Linked DNA regions of Homo sapiens: region 2 is linked to region 1. Evidence: chromatin loops called from intact Hi-C (ENCODE). Cell type or tissue: IMR-90. All regions are shown on one strand. Each heading gives the region's core, and the rest is flanking DNA. Links, peaks and the distances in the headings are about the cores only.

Region 1 (5,492 bases), core at 146-5,145:
TGGGTCAGATGATGTATTCATGGGCTTCAGCTGCCATAACAAATGCCTTAGCCTGGGTGAATTACATAACAGAAATCTATTTTTCACAGTTCTGTGAATAATGTGCTATTCTAACCACTTTAAGATGCACAATCAAGTGAAATTAACCACATACACAGTGTTAAATTACCATCACCACTATTTTTCCTAGAAAATTTTTATCACTTTAAACTGAAACTTTGTATCTTTCAAACAATACCTCCCTGTATGTTCCACCCTAGACTTTGATCATCTCTACTCTGTCTCTATGAATTTGCCTATTCTTGATGTTTCATATAAATGGAATTATACAATGATGTTATTTTGTTTCTGACATATTTCACTTAGCATAATGTTTCCATAGTCCATGCATGTTCCAGTGGGTGTCAGAGCTTCATTCCTCTTTATGGCAGATTAACATTCTGTTGTATGTGTCACCATATTTATTTATTCATGCATTGATGAGCACTTGGATTGTTTTCATATTTAATCTTTTGTGAATAATGCTGCAATCAACACTATCATGCAAGTACCTGTTTGAGTCCTGGATTTAATTCTTTGGGTATATACCTAGGAATGGATGTTGTTTCAAATGAGAATTATATGATTAGCTTTTTGAGGAACAGCAAAACTGTTTCTCCTAGAGGCTGTACCTTTTTATATTCTCACGAGCAATATATGAGGATTCCAAATTCTACATAATACTGCTACTTGTTATTTAACATTTTAAAAGAATGGTAACCAGTTTTGTAGATGTGATGTGGTGTCTCATTGCAGCTTTGACTTTGTGTTTTCCTGATGACTAATGATGTTGAGTATCTTTTCATGTCCTTCTTGACTCTTTGTATATCTTCTTTGAAGAAATGTCTATTTGACTCTTTTGCCCATTTATAAATTGGATGATTTGTCCTTTCTTTATTGAGTTGTAGCTAGTTCTTTATATTATCTGAACATGAAAACTGCCTATATGTGGTTTGCAAATATTTTCTCTCATTCTGTGTCTATTAATTACTTTCTTGATAATTTCCTTTGATGTACAAAATGCTCACATCTTGATAAAGCCCAATATATCTTGTTTTTCTTCTTTCTCATGCTTTTGTATCATATCTAAGAATCCATTGCACATTTGAGGTCATCAATATTTACCTCTATGTCTACTTTGAGATGTTTTTATGGTTATAGGTCTTATATTTAACTCACTGATCAATTTTTTAGGGAATTGTTTGATACGGTGTGAGGTAGAGTTATCTAAATTCACTGTTTTGCATGTGGTTATCTAGTTGTTTCTGCACTATCATTAGAAAGGAGAATTGTTCCTCCATTAAGTTGTCTTGACACTCTCTTCAAAGACTAATTGACCATAAGTGTGAGGGTTTGCTTCTAGACTCTCAATTCTATCCCATTTGTCTTTATGTTCATTCTTTTGCCAGCAGCTTGTTTTAATAATTGTACTCCTTTGTGAGATTTCAAATAAGAAAGTTCAAGTCCTACAATTTATTTTGGCAAGATTCTTTTGGCTATTCAGGGATCCTTTTTTGAAAGGTGGGGAGGCGAATGTTTCACCATTGGGAAAGCCTTTTCTGTCTTCTTCATGGGGAAATTTGGGAGAGCCTTTTAAAAAACTTTATCTAAGTAGGTAAACTGTCACCACTTTATTTGCTGAAGTGCTATGTTAAAGTGTGCCTTGCCTCTTGTGGAAGAATTGTGAGACCCTGGAAGCACTTGCCCACGTGGTGAGAGACAGTGAGTTCCACGATGAGGGGCAGAGAGGACATTGTTTTGGGATACAATGTTGTTGGGGGAGGTGTATACATCTCAACTTCTTTATGTCTCTGTGCAGTGGGTGTAGGGAGCAGCCCCACAGGGTCGGTGGGTTTTTCTCCCCATGTGCAGAGATGAGAGATTGTAGAAACAAAGACACAAGACAAAGAGATAAAAGAAAAGACAACTGGGCCCGGGGGACCACTACCACCAAGACGCGGAGACCGGTAGTGGCCCCAAATGCCAGGCTGTGGTGATATTTATTGGATACAAGACAAAGTGTCAGGATAAGGAGTGTGAGCCATCTCCAATTATAGGTAAGGTCACATGGGTCACATGTCCACTGGACAGGGGGCCCTTCCCTGCCTGGCAGCCAAGGCAGAGAGAGAAAGAAGAAAGAGAGAGAGAGCTTACAGCATTATTTCTGCTTATTACAGACTTTTAGTACTTTCACTAATTTGCTACTGCTAACTAAACGGCAGAGGCAAGTGTACAGGATGGAACATGAAGGCGGACTAGGAGCGTGACCACTGAAGCACAGCATCATAGGGAGATGGTGAGGCCTCTGGATAACTGCAGGTGGACCTGAGTAATGTCAGGCCCTCCACAAGAGGTGGAGGGGTAGAGTCTTCTCTAAACTCCCCCAGGGAAAGGGAGACTCCCTTTCCCAGTCTGCTAAGTAGTGGGTGTGTTTCCTTGACACTGAGGCTACCACTAGACCAAGGTCTGCTTGGCAACAGGCATCTTCCCAGATTCTGGCGTTACCTCTAGACCAAGGAGCCCTCTAGTGCCCCTGTCTGGGCATAACAGAAGGCTCGCACTCTTGTCTTCTGGTCACTTCTCACTGTGTCTCCTCAGCTCCTATCTCTGTATGGCCTGGCTTTTCCTAGGTTATGATTACAGAGTGATGATTACTCTAATGTTGGAATAAAAAGTAATTCCTACCAACTAATGATTAATGATATTCACATATAATCATATCTAAGATCTGTATCTGGTATAACTATTCTTTTATATTTTATGATACTGGAACAGCTCATGCCCTGAGTCTCTTGCCTCAGCACCTGGGTGGCTTGCCGCCCACAAGTGGGCACCTCCATTGGACACAGTAGGTTTTGAAATCCTTGTTTATCCTCTGGGGTCTGGGTCTTGGCTTACCTGTTAGCTGCAGCTGAAAGAGGTGTCTGCTAAGGCAATGACACCTGTGGGGAGAAGAAGGGTTCAGCAGAGTGAAAGCAGCTGGGGCTCAGAAAAGCCAGGAAAGTCTGACTCTTAGAAACTGTGGGTTAGCAGATGGGTGTCCTCAGGGGTAAATGGGCCATGCCAGTAGCCACTGCAGTGGACTGGAAGAAGGTAAGTGATGCTGGGTATCCCATGTTCTGTCTCAGCTCTGCAGCTGAAGATTTGGGCCCTATGCTGGTACGGCCCTGCAGCAGGGGAAGGGTACACAGGAATGGCTGCATATCAGGACCAAGTCCATGTCATCTTCTTAGGCATTGTTACTGCAGATGGAGGATTCTGTTCAGAGACCTGGCCTGGACACATGGGAGGGCCCACCCCATTCTTTTAAAATTATTTTAAGAGAACAGTATTAGCAAATGTGGTACATGTTTTATTCTGCTAGAATCAGCATTACTGTCACGTTTTACAACGTATCTCTTAGGAAATCATGAGAGCCATCCACACAATGTGGATTTAAAGGGGACTCTACTATAATTTCAGCTTTCCTACTCTTTATAGAAACCATCTTCTCTGCAAACACACAGGCAATATCTCTGTGTTCATTTCTATTGGGAGCCCTGTATGCAAGGTGGAGAGAGCCACATTTCCCCGTGAGATGTTATGTAAAAGTTTGAGGTTGAGATGACATATCTGACACTCTGTTGTTACCCTCAGAAGCTACTACATGTGAAATTCTAATGACTGCATTATCCTGCCAAATGAAAGAGGCATGCATGAGCAAGGACAGTTAAGAGGGGCGAGAGCCTCATCATGATGGGGAGTCTTATTTTGACATCTTGGGGAGAACTGTCCACAGTGTGAAGTCATCAACTTGTTGTCCTGGTTTACAGTTTGAGCATCTGTTGTTATGCTGTCCAACATTTTGGTGAGTTCTGAGTGGCTCACACTTCAGGTACAAGAATTTTCCCATGAAATTTACATTGAGTTGTCCTCCTCCCACTTATAGGGCTTCTGGAACAGAGTGGGTCTTGGTCTTAGTGATTCCATGGGAGAAAATGGAATTGGAGGAACTAGTAGAATTCAGGGTAATGTCCAGTCTACAGGTGAATAATAAAAACACAGAAACAATGAACAGAGCTGCAATCTCATAACCGGTATACTACAGTTTTTATTTTCCACATAATTTTTCTCTCTATGGGCATCTCTAGTTTTACCAATGATAATTTCAGTAGAATAAGTTTGTTTGCAAAATAAGTTGAGTTTCTTCAAACATAGTCTGATTCTTTACATAAGTGCAGCAAGAGTAGCAATGAGCCAGATAGGCTCTCTTTTAAAATTTTCTTTGCTCTAAGTTTTTATAAGGAATCTGAGATTAGACTTTTACAAACCTCTTGAGAATAGGAAGCCAAACCAAGGCTGACTTCAGACTTTGCCTGCAGTTCATATTGGTTCATTCTAAATATATTCTTAAATATAACAACCCAGTCAAAGCCTTGGTAATATAACAAATGATTTCAAATATGTCCTGTTAAAAATAGAGCAGATTGTTACTGTACTTGTGCAAATATGTGTATTACCTTAAACATATCAACACTCATGAATAGTTGCCCAATTCTGGGGCAGTCAGCTAGACAGCAAAAGTAAGTGTTTCAATTATTGTTCCCAGAAGTATAGTTTATTGAACTGCTATAAGCTATAGATAGATTAAAAAAATTCCATGAATCTAGAAAATAAAACATTTAAAGAATCAGCAAATTTTCAAATAAAAATCTTAAAAACATTATCCTCATTATGATCAATTATTTCAATGAAATCAATGTTTTTCCTGCTTGGTAGGCTTAGAATTTTCTGAAGATATCAGCCTGTTTGTTAAAGGTTTGTAAGTTCTTAGACAGTCCAGTGGTATAATCTGAAAGTTATCAGAAACTTGTATTAAAGTCTACTTGTCAGCATCTTTTCCATAAATCTCCTTGAAAAGGAAGCAATTTTGGACTGTAGCTGATTGGAAATGCTTTGAGGAAGAATAAAAACAACGTGTGTGAATGACAAAGATTTTAAATGACTATGGTTAAAACTCTGATGAGAATTCATTATGATAACACAGCTCACATAAAAAGTTCGTTACTTCTGTGGTACATGACATTATGGCTGATAACATAATTAATTTCTAGGAATCTCATACAATTTCTGGAACAATCATATCAGTAACATATCCATAAATATAACATAGAGAAGGTTTAGCTTCCTTTACTACTTATGATTTGAAAATGCTTTTCAGATAATTTTACATGTCAAATAAAGTGGCTTTTCCATGTAGCTTGTGTTTCTCAACAGGATTATTGAGTACTTGGTGGAGGACATTAATGAATAGGGCCAAGAAAGTATAGGCTTATGTATGCTGAAAAATTTCCCTAGATAATTCCAATACTCCCAGCTAATAATCATGAAATTAGGTCTAAGTTTTACCTATTAGAACAGCTGTTCTTTATCCTGGTTACACATTAGTAGCATCTAGGAAGACTTAAAAATTA
Region 2 (5,492 bases), core at 303-5,302, 99 kb before region 1:
ACAGAGAGAAGATTGCCCTGTGTGGCACCTTTGACTCCTCCAAAGGCATTTTTCAATCAGAGTTGGCATTTCCAACCTCTCAGCCCACCCAAGTCCTTAAAAGCCCATGGCAGGTGTGTGTGTTACAAGACAGATGCATGGCAATCTGAGGGCTCAGAGATTGTGAGGCTGCCTGCTTTATGTGGGAGAAGCATGGACTTTCTCAAGTGTGAATTGAGCAGCAGCATTGGGTCATGGAAAGACACAGGACCAGCAGTCACAGCTTCTGGTGCCTCTCTGAGTCCCTCCATCTCCAACTGCCTGCCTGGCCCACCTTGTGGTCCTCACTTGGAGCATTCAGTGCTGGAATCTTCTTAGTTTCAATCTTACTTTGCCCCCTGTGGTATGTTTTCTCTTCAGCTTCCCTTTCCAAGGACATCCTAGAGATGGATGATGGAACTTCCCATTGTCCTTAAACCCTTTGGGTACTGGAAAGCCTGGCCTGGGACTGGGTACTTCAGCAGAAATAACACAGGGGAGACCAGAGTCAAGCCTGGAGGTCAGTTCAGTCATCAGGCAGTGCAGCCACAAGGTGGCGCAGTTTTCCCAGGTGTCTCATAGTGACTGACTTGAGCCAGTGACCTCTAAAGATAGAGCAGAGTCCAAGGAATGACCTACAAAGAGTGAAGGGGACAGGCAAGAGCTGATAGGTTTGGCCCAAGACCATGTTCCCTGTTCTGGGTCCATGATGCTCCCTTTCCCCTGTAGAGGGCAGGTGAGGACCATGTGGATCTTTCTAGAAATACATGTTGATGTTTGCAAATACAGAACTGACTGGTGGAAAGGGTGAACATGAACTGATGATGGAAGTCTGGTCCTCATGGACCATATGTGTTTGGTGGATATTAGACCAATATTTGGGAAGAAGTCTTGCAGATACTTTCTCTCATTAGACATTCTACCCTCTGATTCTGAGTTTGACTACTCTATGTACCTCATATCAGTGGATTCCAGAGTGAATCAGAGAGTAGAATAGTAGTTTCCAGGAGCTGGGATTAGGGGAATAGGGCACTGTTCCGTGGGTGTGTGGTTTCAGTTATGCAGGATGAGGGGGTTCTAGAGATCTCCTGTACAGCCTCATGCCTATAGTTCATACAGATAAAGTGCTCCTTATGCAGAAAGGTTAAAACAAAGTGTTTTCAATTTCTAATTTTTTTATTTTGGAATATTTGCAGTACATGTACTGGTTTAGCATCCCAAATCTGAAAAATTTAAAATCCACAATGCGCCAGTGAGCACTTCTTTTTAGCATCACATCAGTGGTCAGAAGGGTTGAGTTTTGAGCATTTCAGATTGTGGATTTCTGGATTTGGGATGCTCAATTCGTAATACTGTAATTTTCCCATAAAATGTTGTCAGGAGTTTAGACCTCAGGTTATGTTCTGACTCTAATAACAAAAGAAAAATTTGGAGGAAACATTAAAATGTTTTCATTAGTGGAAATTTTTACTGATGGTCCAAACATCTAAGATCAATTGCTGGTAGTAGTATTTCTCTTGAGACGAAAATGAGGTTTAGGTGTGCCGTGAATTCCAGCAGGATCACATTATGCTCAAAGAAAGATGCCAAAGGTGATTTGAATTAGCAGCTCCTTAAGTAGAGAGAGTCCCGTTAAAAGGACAGAACTGGTCAGTGCATCAATTACATAAAGAGAGGAAGGATGCCAAATTAAAAGAAGTGATGAGTGTTATGTTAGTAAATATAGAAAGAACTGCCTGCTTATAATTTCTGGGCAGAGTTAGGAAAAATGCGGAGGACCCCAAAACAGGTATGTGAAATGCTTTCTTCATTTTCTCTTAAGCTCAGGAAACACCACTAGAGTTTAAGTTTGTGTGAATTAGTAAGAGGCTAAGTGAGATGGCAATGGCTCGTGTGTCTCCCCACACGAAGAACTCCAACTTATGAAAACGGCATCATCATGAGGAAACAGTTGTATGTGGCACAGGCAGTAAAACCATGAGATAGCACCTACCTGGCCACCTCGATCTGGTCCCCAAACCACCTGTATTCCCATTAAGGGTATGTTACAGCCTTTGTAGTTGTCCCACAACTACAAAATTTAAAAATTGCTATTGTCAAAACAAAATACTAAATATGAAGTTGAAATGTTGTTCCACTTTTTTTCCCCCACTCTTTTTGAACTTTCCTGTTTCAGTTTTGGAAGTTTCTATTGACACATTCTCAAGCTAGGTATTCTTTCCACAGCTGTGTGCAGTCTACCAGTAAGCATCAAAAGCATTCTTCATTTCTCAAACAGCATTTTTTTTTTCTGAGACAGAGTCTCTCTTTGTCACCCAGGCTGGAGTGCAGTGGCATGATCTCAGCTCACTGCAAGCTCCGCCTCCCGGTTTCACTCCATTCTCCTGCCTCAGCCTCCCGAGTAGCTGGGACTACAGGTGCCCACCACCACGTCCCACTAATTTTTTGTATTTTTAGTAGAGACGGGGTTTCACCATGTTAGCCAGGATGGTCTGTATCTCCTGACCTTGTGCCTGCCTCGGCCTCCCAAAGTCCTGGGAGTATAGGTGTGAGCCACTGTGCCCAGCCATCTCTGAGGGATTTTAACGAGTTGTTGACTTTTGAGTTTGTTCAGCGTTTTACTTAGTGTTAGAACCGAGTGACAAATTCCAAGCTTGTTATATGCCTGACAGAAAGCCAGAAGTCTCTAGGAAGTGACAAAAGAATGTGAGCTCCATAGCAGGTTGAGAATGGAGTCACGAGTGAAATGGGTGAAATGAGCCCATGGGCTTTGGGAACTGCAGGCCCTTCCAGCCTCTGACACCCTGATGAGTCCGTGCAAAGATTACAACAGTGACAGCAAACTAGCGTGGCTGACTCCATCTGGCATCTAGTCTCAGGCTGGCTGTCCTCACTCATTCCTGGACATAGGCCAGGCTATCCTTGGGAAGAATTTGGTTTATGGTTTAACTTTGAAGCAAGAATGATGATAGTTCCTCCATAAAACTAACACCCTTACTTTGCCCAGGGACTGCCTTGGTAAAACTAGTGAAAGACCATGAGATTTAGATTATAAGAGGGAACTGAATTCTGCTAAAATGTTGGCACAGTTTCTATAATCCCTGACTGCTCCAGTGTCATTTGGCAAGAGTTTACAAAATTTGTAACTAATTGCTCCTATAGATAACATCACTATTGTAGAACGTGAGATTGGTCTTTTGAGATGTTTCTCATTCTTTTGCATTCTGGCAACCGGCTGACCTCATCTATACCTATGACTAATGGCTCAGCCAGTCATGTGGTCCCTACCTAGAGGCAGATTCAAGCACTAACAGATCATTTCCCTCTGCCCACATGATTCCATCACCAAACAATCAGCAGTACTCATTTTTTAGTCCTGTGCCCCTGAAACTATCCTTGAAAATCTCTAACCCCTGATCCACTGGGGAGGCTGATTTGAGTAATAATAAACCTCTGTCCTCCTGTTTGGCAGACTTGGAGTCATTAAAATCATTCTTTACTACAAATCACCATTTCAATATATATATATATATATATATATATATATATATATATATATTTTTTTTTTTTTTTGGTGTATGTATGTGTGCAGGAGGCCAGAAGAACTTGTCTGGCAATTATAAGAGTGGATGGAGGAACTGCCTATCCCTGTCCCATGGTCTTGTCCACAGGTCAGCCTCACAAAGTGAAAGAGCCCTGGATGGAAATACAGTGGAAGCTCATTCTCTTAGTGACCTGGGGTCATTGGCTCGAGATGAAGCCTGGCAGGAGTGGCAACTCCAGGTGATTTCTGCACCTTTCCTATTTCCTGGGAGGTGGGCCAGGCCACAGTGTTAGCGGGAAGGGAACAGAACAGTCAGCCTAGTTAGAGGGAGTGTCTGCGGAAGGCCTAGCAGTGGAGGAAGAAGCTGTGCAGGACAGGGCTTGCCAGTCAGAATGAAGTGGGAGGAAGATGAGGGACACAGAGAAGCAGAGAGAGGCAGAGACACCATGGCAGTGAGCAGTGAGGGCTACACTGACTTCAGTGACCCCAGGGACAAGGTGCCCCCATTTCCACAGTCCAGGACCAAGGAGCCCTGAGAACCCTCCGTGGCCAAAGAGCTTCAGAGTTACATGAGGTGGGGTGGCTTTAGGGGCAAGAGGTAGTGGGGTGATGAAACATGGGTGTCAGCCTCCGAAGGACAAGGGACAGGTGTGGCTAGAAACTCCTGGGATTCTGCATCCAAGATCCAGTCTCTAAAGAGGTTTTGGATCAGTCATTTCTGCATTCAATTCCTTTATTTGTTATGTGAGAGCTCCTGAGTATGTGTCTCTGGCTGGGCCTGTGCTGGTGCAGGGTGTGAGTGGGGAAAGAAAACAAGGTCCTCTCCTTGATCCTCTCATGACAGTGACATGGGAACTTTGGGAAACACAGGATTTCAGGTTCAATGATGGGTGTTAAGATCTGAGGGGGAGACCTGGACATTTTTTTTGCACTGACTCTGATGGTTGAGGCAGCTGATTTAGTTCTGGAGTGCAGACTAATCAGGTGACCACTTGCTCTCACTCCTCTGAGGTTTGGATGCCTAAGAAGAGAGGATTTGAGCCAATAAATGAGTATGGGGTGCTTGGAACCCAGTAAGCCCTCACTTCTGGTGGAGGAGAGGATGGGCCTGTGGCTGCAGACAGACCTCATGTGACCCTGATCTCCCCTTTGTGTTTGTGTGACTCTGGCTCAGTGACTGTGCTTTCCTGTGACTCAGTTTTCTCTCAATCAAATAAGCTAAATGGCAAATGGACTGTGGCTTTTCATGCTATCTGTGAATAAATGTTAAATTATTCACAGTCACCTGACCTAATGCGTAGCACTGTGGAAATGTTCACCAAACAGCATTTATTATTAATTTGCTTCCATGAGAAAGCACCTTTACGTCAGATCCCTGTGGACAAGCTGCTACCTGGTACATCTTCTCTCTTCTGTTTCTGCTTCTGGGGATATTAGACTTTCTATGGAGTGTCCTAGGCCTCCTAAGGCAGTTGGCTGATGGCCTACAAAGCTTGTCTTTCTGTCCTCTCCACTCTGAGTGTCAGGTGAAGAAAGCTCTGTCCTTGCCCAGATGAGGCTCTGAGGGCTGAGCCCTGGCTGGTGAACAGCTGCAGGAGACACAGTCCTCAGACAGCTGGAAAATTCTTAGTCCCAGTAAGCCCTGCCCAAGAAACCATAACCCAGTCCTGGCACAGGCTCCTCAGCTTTATCTGGAGCAAGGATTTAGGGACAGGGGTCTGGGGTTGAGGCTTCTAGGGCTGAGCTTCTCTGAGGGTCTCAGGGGGCCCCTCAGGCCAAGCCCTACTCAGTTTTCCAGGGTCTTTCTCAGGGTCAAATTTATGAAGAGGGCATGAGGTGCTTGGCTGAGACTGATCTCCTCCTGCTGAGTCCCCCCATCAGACTGTCCTTCCTCTGCAGCAAGTTTCTGCAGGGTCTGGATGTGAGAAAG

Evidence for each region. A loop is a pair of places that touch in the nucleus more often than their neighbours do. Peaks named below come from ENCODE experiments on the same cell type or tissue, not always from the same donor. Only the 100,000 strongest peaks of a DNase experiment are listed, where the experiment ranks them.
Region 2: a loop joins it to region 1, with 10 times the contacts of the local background. A loop is called at or near these places in 6 of 110 quality-filtered maps.

Annotation. Positions count from the first base shown.
Region 1 is chr19:43,029,315-43,034,806 of GRCh38, forward strand. No RefSeq gene overlaps it. Among named protein-coding and RNA genes, the nearest start is that of PSG11, 5.6 kb to the left of the region's middle. In IMR-90, for the core only: a CTCF peak has its summit at 2,552 (motif pointing left); a DNase peak (open chromatin) is centred at 2,517.
Region 2 is chr19:42,929,732-42,935,223 of GRCh38, forward strand. The region is part of intron 2 of PSG7 (pregnancy specific beta-1-glycoprotein 7); the gene reads right to left. Among named protein-coding and RNA genes, the nearest start is that of PSG7, 4.7 kb to the right of the region's middle. In IMR-90, for the core only: a CTCF peak has its summit at 742 (motif pointing right); DNase peaks (open chromatin) are centred at 760, 2,890, 3,297 and 4,760; H3K27ac peaks cover 2,379 bases.